Linked DNA regions of Homo sapiens: region 2 is linked to region 1. Evidence: chromatin loops called from intact Hi-C (ENCODE). Cell type or tissue: HepG2. All regions are shown on one strand. Links, peaks and the distances in the headings refer to the core of each region. The heading gives the core; the rest is flanking DNA. Region 1 overlaps CRIM1 (cysteine rich transmembrane BMP regulator 1). Region 2 overlaps CRIM1 (cysteine rich transmembrane BMP regulator 1).

Region 1 (4,398 bases), core at 292-4,291:
AAAATATGGCCCACAATCAAGATACTCCAGAATGGGCAGGCATGGTGGCTCACGCTTATAATTTCAGCACTCTGGGAGGCTAAGGCAGGCAGATCACTGGAGCTCAGGAGTTCAAGACCAGCCTGGACGACATGGCGAGATCCCAGCCTCTACCAAAAATACAAAAAAAAATAGCTAAGCATGGTGGTATGCGCCAGTGGTCCCAGCTACTCGGGAGGCTGAGGTGGGAGGATCGCTTGAGCCTGGTGGGGCAAAGGTCACAGTGAGCTGAGAGCGCATTACTGCACTCCAGCCTGGATGACAGCAAAAGACACTGTCTCAGAAAAAGGTACTCCACAATTTGGTCTGCTGAATACAGTGCTACTGTGTGGCCTAAGTTTGCATTAGCTCCTTGAATTGCACTTCGTTGGCTGATATTGAGGTTATAAGTAGCTAAAAACACTAGGAACTTTTTTACATCACCTGCTGTTAGGTGGTTCTCATCTGTTCTGTAATAGAACGTTTGATTTTTTTTTTAAACGATATAAATACCCGGCCAAATATAACAAGAAATTATCCGAATCATTTTAAACCATTTTCTAACTAGTTGGGATATTTTTGAATCTCAATAATGTGATCTTATACTTTATGCCTCCCAGCTTATATTAAATAAGCACAACTTATATATCCTTATCTAAATCACTGAATTAAAATAAACTGCACAGAACCAAGGACAAAGACCTGCAGAATGATGCTGAACATAGCTGCTTACAGTAGTCCTAAGCATTTATACCTTGAGTAGAGTTATTTAGCTGACAACATATATCTCCACAAGAAATCTTGAAAGACACTTCGCCCGTATCTTGTCTGAAGTCAAAATATATTGCAAAATACATCAGAGCATTCCTTTGCTGGAAACCCTATTTTTAAAATGAGCTGAAGTTATAGGGGCCTGGCTTATTTTTCCAGAATCTGTACTGGCTCCTGGTAGTCAGTGCTTTATTCCCCTAAATGTCACAAATCATATATTTAACAATTATTTCTGAAGAATTTTCAGTTGTGAATGTCAATTTATGTAGTTTTTAGAACACTTTGTCCCTTTTGAATTGACATTTGGCCTATTTTCTTAAATCTCTTTCCATTCTCTTCGATCTCTCTCACACACAGTACTGGTTCTGTAATAAGCGGGCTTTCTGTGGGCCTGTGGTTGTAATTACCATGGCTCAGAGACTTGGACTTAACGTAGACAGATGCTCACTTTCTGATTTATCAGTTATCTCAGGCTTTAACATACCACTTAACCTTAATTATTTGTCACTATTTTAAAAATATTTTTGAAGAAGATACAAAATAGGAGTTAAGCCATTCTGCTTCCTCAGTTACATGTGACCATCACACTATCTACAGTGGCGTTAGTGCTAAAACTGAGTTTATAAAACGCCTGTTGGCCAGGCGTGGTGGCTCACACCTATAATCCCAGCACTTTGGGAGGCTAAGGTGGATGGATTGCTTGACCTCAGGAGTTCGAAACCAGCCTGGGCAACATGGCAAAACCCCATCTCTACAAAAAAAAATACAAAAGCTAGCCAGGCATGATAGCAAGGGCCTGTAGTTCCAGCTACTCAAGAGTCTAAGGTGGGGCGATCTCTTGAGCTCGGGAAGTCGAGGCCGCAGCTAGCTGTGATTGTGCCACTGCACTCCAGCCTGGGTGACAGAGCAAGACCCTTTTTCAAAAAACTAACAAACAAAAAAAAAACTCTTGTTGAGCTTGTAGTTACTACCATCTTTAAATTTCCTATAAGCCTCTACCCATTTGGGGGTATTCTGACTTCCTACACTTGATTCTGTTCGGGGAAGGGTCAGTCCCTGTTGCCTTTTATACCTCCCTTTAGAAAGCCAAGTTCACTAGAGTTGCCTTGGCAGCCCAAGTTTTCTCAAATGGCCAACCTTGTTTTTTGAACAAGATAATTAGTAATTGTCATGAAGTGTTTATATTTTAATCCTTCTAATGCCTCTTACATTAAGAAAGCTACATCTTTCTTAACATGGGATCATATATATTAATACATTTTTTCTGAGTTTCTAAAAAGTCTAAAAATACAGATTTCATTGTGTCCAGTCACCTCACCTACACTTGCGCCTGGGTTTTGCTATTGTGAAATCTTGGCCACCCGGTCATGCTTATCTAAGACTTCGGTCACTTCACACGGAATCTTTCATCATTAAGTTCAAAGAAGCAGTTTCCCTCAACTGCCTTTGAAGGAAGAGTCAAAATATGTCCCTTGGCAAATAGTCACTGGCAAATAGTCATTTGGCAAGTTGAGACTATAAGGAGGATGCATATTTACCCTATCTTTAGGTTAGTGTTTTGTTTGGCATTTTAAAAGGATCATCAGCATGTGCTACCTGAGTGCACCTCTGTTTCATTCACACTTAGGAAGAAATAGGTACAGGAGGAGACCATTGCATTTTGTATCAATAAATTTATTATTTGCAAATTGTACCCATTTATACAGATAGCTGGCCTTCCTTCCTTCCTTTTTTCACCTAATATAAACAGAGCACCTGCCACATTCTAGGTAGTATTCTAGGTATTAAGGCCACAAAGATGACTAAAATGCAAGACCTTCCCTAAGGAAAAAAGTCTTCTGTAGCATAAACACTCATGAAATATCACTACTTTAAGCCAAAAGCTATAACGTACAAATGTAAATTATTTTAAGAGGAAGCTTTGGTCCTTCAGCAGAACCCAGGCTTATGTTCACACCAGAGTAGAGAAAGAACTGCCCGTCTCCCAGGGCTCTACTTGGTGCTCAGCAGATACTGGCTGAGTGAATAAAAAGGAAACCTTCAGGATCAGAGATGCCTTTGGATATCATTCTTGCCTGAGATCTCCCTTTGAGGTCTTGCTATTCTAATAATATATCCATCTTATTTTGGATTCTTCTTAAAGTTAGTCTTGTCATCTCGCTCACTGCCCCACTGTATACCTAAAGACTTACTTCAACACTGATTGGAATTTTTCAGGTTGTCCTATACAGAAGTCTAGACATACAGCATTCTGCTGTCACCTCCCCCATTCGTATTAGCAATCCAGGTTATTTGGCAACTTTGGAAGCCACACCTTTGGGATGTCAGTCAAATCAAACCAAATTTCCAGGTCCTGGGTTTTGTCAGATTCTTGCGATCGTATGCAACTCTCCTCTCAGGCTCTGCACAGCAGCTTTTGTGTTGCACAGAAGCTGAGAGTGTGACTGGAGTCAGACTGCCTGGGTTTGAATCTTGGGTCCACCACAAATTATGCTGACTTCCACATGGGTAATAAAGGCAAGTTGCTTTACTTCTTTGGGACTCTGTGTCCACATATGTAAAGGGCAAATAATAGTACCTAACTAATGGGTTATTTTGAGGACTAAATAAATGAATGAATGCAAAGCTAACTCTGGCTGGCATATGGCCGTTGCTTACTCTGCACTGTAACTATTTTATAGCATCTTCTTCTGAGTCGGCCCAAGCTAGCCAACATGGAAAGCCCCCAGCGTCCCCGCCCCCCTTTGTTCCCACCCCATCAGCCTGCCTCCAGTTCTTCCTGCCCTCTAAGGACACTCACACCAACAGCTTTCCTTTTACTTTTTCATTTCATTGTAACCCTCAAATATTATCTTTCTCCTCCTTGGTTTTAGAGAAGGGAGTTTCTTATAGCCAACTATGGAATAATAGGTTGTTTTTTTTCTATTGCAGCTGCTTTATATAGGTATTTATTTTGTCCCAAATTCACCCTTACATTATTTTTCTGCATCCCATCAAAACCTTTTTCACATACAGTAGTCCTAAGCATTTATACCTGTTTTCTCTTAAGGATTAGGCCTAGTTTCCATTAGCTTCTAGATTTTTTTTTTATACAGGGTCTTGCTTTGTTACCCAGATTGGAATTCAGTGGTGCAAACACAGCTCACTGCAGCCTCAACCTCCCAGGCTCAAGCGATCCTCCCACCTGAGCCTCCCAAGTAACTGGGACTACAGGCACTGCCACCACACCCAGCTCATTTTTTTTGTATTTTTTTGTAGAGACAAGGTTTTGCCACATTGTCCAGGCAGGTCACGAACTCCTGGCGTCAAGCAATCTGCCCGACTCGATCTCCTAAAGTGCTGAGATTACAGGTGTGAGGCACCGTACCTGGCCCTTCAAGATTTCTTAAAACAAGGCCAGCACCCCACAAGTATTTCTTCTGTCTTCGTTGATTTGTTGTTCTTCATTCACTCATTATTTTATTCATCTAGCATTTGTTGAGTGCCTACTATATCCTAAAGAAGATTAAAAATAGTCCTTACCCTTGACTCACATTGGTAATTTGTTGGTAATATTAGTCATATGTTAATATGTTGTAAAGAGACAACATAATCTAGCATATTTTAGGC
Region 2 (4,398 bases), core at 123-4,122, 68 kb before region 1:
AAGAACCAAGTTACCGTGTCCCTTCCTCAGTGGAGGAAAAGTTGATAGAGGTTTTATTTGTTGTTCTAAAATGGATGCCACCTTCCGGTAAACATTACTTGGGGAGTTCTTAATTTCTAATGTTTATGCCTCTGTGACATTTTCAAGCTGTTATAAAGAGTCTTCTTAAAATGTTGCTGAGCTGGCTATACAAATTTAGTTCATTTAATTTACCTCATTAGTCATTTGTCCCATTCTCTAATAATTTTGATTCCTTTTTTGTGGGTCAGTGTTTATGGCAAAATGTGTTCGGTGGGGGAGGTATTCAGAGAAGACTGTAGTTTATTAGGTAAAATTAAACGTTTTGAAACCAGTCTTTAGTTCTTTGTACATTTATCTAAACCATCCTTAGGCCTTATTTTATTGCCAGATTTTTAAAAAAATAAATTCATTGTTACATTTTGAAATTTGTTATGGTGTGTGAATATATAAATATAATTATTTGAATGGCAATTTTTTCTGGGAGTAGGTTGGATATATTTTTCTGGTGTGAATTAACAGATGAAATAAAATGTCTCTGAACTCAGTAAATATTTGAAAACTGTTTTAAAATTCAGTAGGATGCAAACAGGCCACATTTGGCATCCGGCTCTCCCACTCCCCAGTCCTTCCACCCCACTACCTCCCATAAAAGGCAAATCCTGGAAGCCACTCTGAACTTTTTTCCTTCCTCCCAGGAAGCTCTGACTTTTCCAGGAAGATTCCAGGGAACACTAGTTGGATCCGATTTCCTAAGAATTAAAGCAGCTTTAAATCTCCTGGGAGTGTAGAGGATGAAGGGGTTGAGGGTCCCTAGAACAATAGGTCAGCATTGACTGCAGATTGGAGTCAGCTGGGGAACTGTAAAAAAAAATATATACCGATACCAGGGTACCACTTCCAGTAATTCTGTTTAATTGGAATTGGTCTGGGGTGCACTCTGAGCTTTTGGATTTTTAATCTTCTCCTAGGGTTTTTAATGGGCAGCCGAGGTTGACAGTCATTATTCTGGCACTAAATTTTCAAACTATAGTATGCATGAGAATCACCTCTAGGGTTTGTTCAAACCCAGATTACCGAGCCCCACTCCCAGCATTTCTGATTCTGTAGGTCTGGTGGGCCTTAGAATTTGCACTTCTAGCGAGCTCCTTAGGAGATGCCGATGCTGCTGGTGCAAGGATCATTGTTTGAGAACCATCACTTTAGAGCAGTTCATCTCAAACTTTACTGTGCATCTTGCTAAAATGCAGATTCTGATTCAGTAGGACTGGAGTGAGGTCTAAGTTTCTGCATTTCCAGCAAGCTCCCAAGCTCCCAGGTGTTGCTGAGGCTACTGGTCTAGGGGCCACACTTTAAGTAACAAATCTCTAATCTAAAGCATCATTATGAATGCAATTCCATAACATCGTTTGGGAAGAAAAGATGTGTGGTTCAGGAGATTCCTAGAGGCACGGTGGGGCCGATATATGCCTTAGACCTGGTGGCAGGCAGAGATCTGGAGGGCTCAGTGCTTCTTTGGCACTTGGCCAGCTGTGGCTTGCCAGGGTGTTGGAACATGCCCTTGGCGAAGCTGTACTGTCAATAGGGAGCTTCATTGTAAAGATTCTCTGTTTGCTTGGAGTAAGGCAGTGGTTCTCAGGCCCAATTGCACAATAGAATCACCCTGGGAGCTATTTAAACAAGTACTAATGCCCAGGCTCCTCCCCCAGAATTTCTGATTTAATTGGTTTGAGGTGGGATCCAGACAGTGGTATTTTTAAAATCTTTGTGAGTGATTTTAATGCACAGCCAGGGTTGAGAACCACTGAATTAAGAAATCACGTTACAGTCTTACAGATCACTTTTTTCCCTTTATATTTGGCTAAGTTATACTGCACAGTGATGCAAACTAGCTTTATTAGGTAGTCAAAAACAATTTAATATGGCATTTTTGACAAACCACCAAGAAAAGACTCTGCAAAGATTCCGTCGCTGTTAAATCCTAAATTCGGAGTCTTAAGATAGTGCTGGGAAAGTGCAGTGGGTGTTTCTGAACGAGCTTGAAATATGAAATATTTCTGGGACTGTATCAACAAGTCTAATTTTTTCCCCTTGGGGTTATGATTGTGCGGAACAAGTCTTCACAGCAAAGCTTGCCAAAAAAGGTTATGATAAAATCATGGAATGTGTATGAAAAGAATTCACAGTGTAACTTTAAAGGAGTCAGTCTCTAAATTTAAAAACTTAGGGATGACATACGTATTACATTTGTAATAAAAGTTTTAAGAACAAAGTAATGCTGAATATAAGAAAGTTCCTCCTTTTATCACATGATATCTCTAAGGCCAAGGAACAAGTGAAATAGAACAGCCAGCAAGAAAGTAATGAGGATACGCTAAAGACACTGAACCTCTTTATCTTTGCAAATTAATTTTGTCCTCTGTATTTAAGCAAAAATGTAGCTATTGACTAAATATACAGATACCAGCAACGCCGAGTAGGAAAGTTGAAGCTCTTCTTGCTTTTGGCATTATGGACGACTAGTGGGAAAATCATGGGCTTTGGCAGTTCTGCCACTTGCTTTGTGACCTTGGCCAAGTTTCTTATCCTCTCTGGGTCTCTCTCTTCATCTGTCAAGTAGACATGAAGATATAATCTCTTCTTCACACAGGAGTACAAAGGCGTGTGAGAATGAGTAGAGGCGTGCCCCACACGTAGGAGATGCTCAATTAGTAGAGATTTCTTTCATTTCTCCAGCATGACCATGAGAATTTAATGCTTAATAAGAAGCATTATCCATCAAAACATTTTTCTTGTTGAGTCTTTATTGGTATTTTCTGCCTATTAATTGTATCAGTTTAGATTTCTTATTAATAATCATGAAGTCTGTTTTTCCACTTGAAGAGTAGGCCCTTTCTTCTTGCTTTAGAGCCATCATTTTTGCCATTCCCTTTGTCTGGAACACTCTTGCTTTGTGTTTTGTGTGCTTTCTCCCTTCTTTCATGCAAGCCTGTGTTGCGATGCCATGTCAGAGATACCTTCCTTCACTCGCCTGGTGACACATGGCACCCGTATCACTGAATATGCTGCAAAGCCTTTATCATAACCTGGCATGGTGCTGTGTAGCTTTTTATTGTCTGTCTTCTCCAGAATTGTAATTCTCAAGGTTGGTCTCCCTGTGCTACTGAGTGACCAAGGGCCCCCGTGATACTCTAGGCTGATACCACGGCTACTCTAGGGCTTTAGATTATAAAAGACATCAGAGGGAGGTGTCGGAAAAAACAGTGACCCCAGACTCTTCTCTTGACTTTGTGTTCTACCTACTAAATTTCCGCTATCAAATATAATCCAAATTTGGGGTCCTTTGAATTCCCCGAAGTAGCTTGAACCGCCCAAGGATTGTCTCAGGATGGCTGTGTATCTCACTGTGTGTGTGTGTGTGTGTGAGTGAGAGAGAGACAGAGAGAGAGAATGAAGAACGAGAAGAGATTTCAAAATAGAAGTTTTCAGTGTCAGATGTATGGGACTCTACAAACTTTAAATAGAAATAATGGTAATCTGCCAATGTAATTTTTATCTTCTTTTTTTTTCCTCTTACTACCAGTAGTTTTTCATTTGTCTTTGTGTTTTATTTAAATTTGCTTTTAAGCAGAAGCTCTTGCATGCATTTGCTTCTCGTAGATCATGATTGTATTAGGTTGGTGCAAAAGTAATCGCAGTTTTTGTCATTACTTTCAATGGCAAAAACAGCGATTGCTTTTGCACCAACCTATACTTCCTTGACATATGGACCTGAAGAGGGCCTAAAAATGGCCAAGATCCAGTCATACACATTAAAGTGACCAGGATTGATAGAAACTTTCCAGGGTTATGGTAAAATCATTTTATATTGGGTGAGCCTGTCAATATTTTAATACTAACTTCTTAAAGATTATTAAGATGATGAAACCAGGTTATTTTTCCATAGTTACTTCTGTTGCAAGTGATATTGTCACTTTGGTCTTTCTATATCTGGGCAGGCTTTTTTTTTTTTTAATGTCTGTTGCACTGTTATCAGTGTAATCAGACATAGAAGTTATTTTAAGTATTATATATAGATCTGTTAGACACCATAGGGAAAGAGTTAGGAGAGACTTCAAATAGATAAAATTAAAAATTCAGAAGTAATGTCAGAAAAACTTTCTAATTGATGGAGTGGCTGTAGTTTTATCCTTATTTTCTCCATGGAAAAAACATAGAATAGAGACAGAGAAGAATAAATAAAATCTGATGGGAGAATTTATAGAAAAGGCTGAAAAAAAAGGTTTCAGAAAAACAATTCCTGATGTTATGGTAATTGTACTACATTTAAGTGACAAGCTGATGACTAGTTCGGGGCAGAGGAAGATGCAGGGTGAGTAG

The links. Hi-C counts contacts between places; a loop is a spot of excess contacts. Peaks named below come from ENCODE experiments on the same cell type or tissue, not always from the same donor. Only the 100,000 strongest peaks of a DNase experiment are listed, where the experiment ranks them.
Region 2: a loop joins it to region 1, with 4 times the contacts of the local background. A loop is called at or near these places in 1 of 110 quality-filtered maps.

Annotation. Positions count from the first base shown.
Region 1 is chr2:36,500,012-36,504,409 of GRCh38, forward strand. All of the region lies in intron 8 of CRIM1 (cysteine rich transmembrane BMP regulator 1), which reads left to right. Among named protein-coding and RNA genes, the nearest start is that of FEZ2, 96 kb to the right of the region's middle. In HepG2, for the core only: no CTCF peak of the experiment used is centred there; a DNase peak (open chromatin) is centred at 2,220.
Region 2 is chr2:36,431,908-36,436,305 of GRCh38, forward strand. All of the region lies in intron 2 of CRIM1 (cysteine rich transmembrane BMP regulator 1), which reads left to right. Among named protein-coding and RNA genes, the nearest start is that of CRIM1, 78 kb to the left of the region's middle. In HepG2, for the core only: no CTCF peak of the experiment used is centred there; a DNase peak (open chromatin) is centred at 1,624.